2 separate regions of the Mus musculus genome follow, and region 1 is linked to region 2. The links are chromatin loops, found by intact Hi-C in ENCODE. Cell type or tissue: gastrocnemius. All regions are shown on one strand.

Region 1 (2,500 bases), 120 kb before region 2:
GTTATTGGTTGGCCATTCCCTTTCACTCTCCTCCATCCCCAATGTGTGTTTGCATTACTTGGAGACAGGATAAATTTTGGGTCTAAAGTTTTGTGGGTGGGTTGTTGTATCTATTGTTCCACTGGGGTTTCTGTCTGGCTACAGGGGTTGGGTCCTTCAGGTTCCATATCTCCAGTGTAGGGAGTAACAGCTAAGTTCACCCCCATTGATTCTTGGGTGCCTCCCTTATCTCAGGTCTCATCCTGAAGATTCTGCCCCCCCTCCTCACTTCCATCATTTAGATTTCCATTCATTTTCATGGCCATCTAGCCATCTCCTGTCCTTTTCCACACCTGATCCTGAATCTATCACTCCCTTCTCCATCCTCCCTCCTTCCCTCCCAGTCCCCCCTTCCATCTGCCTCTTATGACTATTTTTATTCTCCCTTTTAAGTGAGATTCTAGCTTCCTCACTTGGGCCTTCCTCCTATTTAGCTTCTTTGGGTCTGTGGACTGTAATACCTGGGGTACCTGTATTTTATGACTAATATCTACTTATACAAGAGTACATATCACCCATGTTCTTTTGAGACTGTGTTACCTCACCCATGATGATATTCTGAGGTTCCACCCACTTGCCTGCAAAATCCATGATGTCTTGATTTTTCATAGCTGGATAAGTATTCCATTGTGTAGATGTCCTGCATTTTCTTTATCCATTCTTCAGTTGAGGACATCTAGGTTGTTTTCAGTTTCTGGCTATTATGAATAAAGCTTCTATGAACATGGTTGAGCAAGTGTCTTTGTGGGATGTTTATATATCTTTTTGGTATATACCCAGGAGTGGAATAGCTGGTTCTTGAGGTAGAATTATTCCCAGTGTTCTAAGAAATCACCAAAATTGTTTTCCAAAGTGGTTGTACAACTTTACATTCCCATCAGCAATGAAGTAGTATTGGCTCCACATCCTCCCCAGCATGTGCTATCACTTGAGTTTTTATGTTAGTCATTCTGATAGGTGTGAGATGGAATCTCAGGGTTGTTTTTATTTGCATTTTCCTGATGACTAAGCACTTTGAACATTTCTTTAATTGCTTCTCAGACATTCAAATTCCTATGCATGTTAGGTAAGTGAATGTCATTTTCTCTGGGTGCTTCCTGCTGACACTGGTTCATCATTTTTGGGACCCAAAGAAAAGAGAATGTTGGTCAATATTAGGAAGAACAGTCTGTTTATTTGTTTTTATGGTTCTGCTAGAATATCTGGGGTTATGGAAGTACTGTCTGTGAGGCTGGACCAGGAAGTAGATTCCAAGGAAAATCCTGGATCGGTCTGTGAATGGTTTTCAAGTTGTTGGGACAGCTAGATTAGGAATAGAAGTAAAGTTGAGGAGGTTTGGGATTAAGAAAAAATATCTTGGATGTGTATTTGAATCTTTTAAGTCTTTTACGTCCTGTACTTAAGAAATGGGAGTCCTGAATTAAGGAAAAAGGGAGAGGAGATTTTACTCTGAGGAATAGACAGGTGTGTCCTTGTTGGAGGAAGTGTGTTGCTGGGGTGTTCTTTGAGGTTTCAGAGCCCATGTAAGGCCCAGTGTTCCCCTTTGTTCTTCCTGCCTGCCTGTGTATCAGGGTGTAAGCCTTAAGCTCCATGTCTACATGGGTGCTTCCTACTATAATGTTACTGAAATAACCTGAAACCACAGGTAAACTCTCAATTAAATCTCTCTTTTGTAAGAGTTGCCTTGGTCATGGTGTGTCCCAATATATTAAATCGGTGACTAAGATAGAGCACTGTCCACTTTTTGGGACATGATAGCTCCAGGTGAACTCTGGGCCCTTCTTTCTTGCAGATGTTTGAGCTCTTCTCTGGTTTCTTGAAGTACTTTCCTGGTGTACACAGACAAATTGCCAAAAGCCAGCAGGAAATCATCGACTTCATTGCCCATCATGTGGAAAAGCACAGGGCCACCTTGGAACCCAGTGCTCCACGAGACTTCATCGATACTTACCTTCTGAGGATGGAGAAGGTTAATCCTGCATTGATGAGAGAGGGGATGGGTGAGAGTGAAGAATGGGGATGTGGTCAGAGAAAAAGATGGGAGGGGACAGAGGATGGTGAGGAGAGGAAGAAACAGAGTGGAGGAGATGCAGAATATCTGGAAAATAAAGAACAGAGAAAAGGAGGGTAAATGACATAGGGAGGAGAATGACATGTCTGTGAAAGAAGCACAAGACAAAGGGCAAGGAACAGAAAGACCACAGAAGAATGAGCCTGGGAGATAAAAGACAATAAATCACAAATAAGCAAAGTAGAGAGAAAGAGAAGACAGAAGAAACCAACGGAGAGTGTTAAAGATGAGAAATACCAAGAGGTACAAATAGTGTGAGACTCACAAACAGAAAGACAGTGTTCATAACTGTGTTCATCTTCTTGCAAGTCAACCTTGACGATCTCTTCTCTTTCCCATCTGGAACTAGGAGAAGTCAAACCACAACACGGAGTTTCATCACCAGAACCT
Region 2 (2,500 bases):
AGAACTGAGATATCATCTTGGTGGATTTTTCCTTGATGAGTACGAAGTGTTCATGCACATATATTTTGATTATTTTTTGTTGGATGTCTATTTTATTAGACATCACAATGGCTTCTCCAGCATGCTTCTTTATTCTTTTTTTTTGTTTTTGTTGGAAAAATTTTCCAGCCCTTTACTCTGATCTATCTTCATTGCTGAAGTGTGCTTCTTGCATGAAGCAGAATTATAGATCCTATTTTCACATCAATTCTGTTAACCTATATATTTTATTAATAAAATATGTATTGTTATTTATAATGTCAGCTGATGGTAAGTGAGTACATTGATGTTAAGAGATAGTAATGACCAATGATTGTTAATATCTGTTATTTTGATGGTGGTGGTATTAATGTGTGTGTGTGTGTGTGTGTGTGTGTGTGTGTGTGTGTGTGCTTGTATGCTTTCCTTGCTGTTTTTGTTGGTATGGAATTATTCATTTCTTGGATTTTTGGGTGTAATTACCCTCCTAGTGTTGGAGTTTTCATTATAGTATTTTCTACAGGGCTCTATTTTTTGGCAGATATTGTTTAAATGTTATTGTGTTTTGAAATTTCTTGTTTTCTCCATATTCTAATTGAGAGTTTTCCTGTGTATAGTAGTCTATGTGGCTTTTGATTTTTGTTTTTTGACACTGCTAGACATCTGTCCAGGCCATTCTAGGTTTAAGAGTTTCTGTTGAGAATTTGGGTGCTACTTTTGGCCTTTTCCCCTTACAGCCTTAAATATTCTTTCTTTATTTTATAGATTTTGTGTTTTAATTTTTATGTGGTAGGAGGATTTTCTTTTCTGGTCCAAGTTAATTGGTATTCTTTAAGTTTCTTGTATGGTTATAGGCCTCTCTTTCTTTAGGTTGTAAAATTTTTGTTCTATGATTTGGTGAAAATATTTTCTGGTTATTAGATCTGGGACTATTCCCATTCTGTTCCTCTTATTTTTAGGTTTGGTCTATTCTTATTAAAATAGTATTGCAGATTTCTTGGATGTTTTGTGTCAGGAATTTATTAGATTTAACATTTTCTTTGACTGATTGTATCAAATTTTTCTATTGTATCTCCTACATCTGAGATTCTCGCTTCCATCTCTTTTGTTCAGTTGATGATGCTTCTGTCTCTTCTTCCTATTTTCTCCCTTAGAGTTTCTGTCTCTAGGATTGCCTGAGGTTTTGTTTTCTGGTTAGCTTTTATTTCCCTTTTCATGTTTTAAACATATTTTCATTTTTCTTTAACATGTTTATTTGTATTTTTCTGCATTTAATTAGAGGATTTGTTTCCTCTTTAAATGGCTCTTCCTGTTTGTATTTTCCTGTATTTCTTTAAGAATCAAGATTTCCTGTATTTTCTTAAGATTTATTCATTTTCTTTAAGGACCTCTATTATCTTTAAAAGATTGGGTTTATGGTCTTTTTTTTTTTTTTTTTTTTTTTTTTTTGGTGCTTCAGTTGTATTAGGATATCCAGGGCTTGCTGTAGTAGGATAGCTGTGCTTTGAAGGTGTCATATTGCCTTTGTTTGGGTTTTTATAGTAGCCCTTAGCCATTTGATTGTCCCTGGATGTATCTGATGTAGTAATTATTGGGAGGGGGCATAACCTCAAATTTCCTGGTATAATAGTCCTCTGGTGGGTAGCCTTGGGTTGGGAAGTAGAACTTATGAGTCAGTGCAAGTCTCCCAGCAGTTGGATATGTCCCTGGAAACAGAGCTAGTAGAGGATTGGGGTAGGGTGGGGAGGAATTTGAACAGTGGAGGTCCAGGTGGATAGCAGGCTGCTCTGTGCAGATGGACATGCCCTAGAGGACTCAGAAGGCAGGGAAATGGGTACAGGGAGGGAATTTGACCTGTATCCTTCTGGATCAGCATGTCTAATTGTGGTTGTTTAAATTTTCATAACTCAGGAAGTAGAACCATCAAGAGGTGTGGCCTTGTTGGAATAGGTGTGGCCTTGTTGGATGAAGTGCTTCACTCTGTATGTGAGCTCTGAGACCCTCCTCCTAGCTGTATGGAGCTAGATTTTTGTTTGCCTTAAGTGCAAGTTGTAGTACTCTCAGGCCCTCTAACCCCATGCATGCCTGGATGCTGCCATACTTCCTGTCATGATGTTAATTGACTGAATCTAGGGAGACAGCTGGCTGCTCCTGGCACCTGGGTATGCCCCAGCAGTCTTTGAGGATAGGGGTGTTCTTTCTATTCTTGACTCTAAAGCCATAGTCACATGGCTGAATCTGCTGAGTTCTGCTGCCTCCTGAGGCTGGACTATGGTTACTTTGTTCTATTACATCATCTCAGATTTCTGTTTTCCAAATTATTCACTGCTTAAGTTTGGCAGTCCTGAAACTTGCTCTGTAGACTGACCTTAAACTCAGAGATCAGCCTGCCTTTGTCTCCTGAGTTCTGAGTTCTGAGACCTGGCTCCTGCCTTTACTGAAGAACATGTTGTAAACAAATTCAAAGTCCCATAGTCCACAT

Evidence for each region. Hi-C counts contacts between places; a loop is a spot of excess contacts. Peaks named below come from ENCODE experiments on the same cell type or tissue, not always from the same donor. Only the 100,000 strongest peaks of a DNase experiment are listed, where the experiment ranks them.
Region 1: a loop joins it to region 2, with 3 times the contacts of the local background. A loop is called at or near these places in 5 of 42 quality-filtered maps.

Annotation. Positions count from the first base shown.
Region 1 is chr7:25,983,719-25,986,218 of GRCm38, forward strand. It overlaps the pseudogene Cyp2b28-ps. Among named protein-coding and RNA genes, the nearest start is that of Gm51474, 70 kb to the right of the region's middle. In gastrocnemius, no CTCF peak of the experiment used is centred here; no DNase peak of the experiment used is centred here.
Region 2 is chr7:26,103,885-26,106,384 of GRCm38, forward strand. It overlaps the pseudogene Gm29920. Among named protein-coding and RNA genes, the nearest start is that of Cyp2b13, 44 kb to the left of the region's middle. In gastrocnemius, no CTCF peak of the experiment used is centred here; no DNase peak of the experiment used is centred here.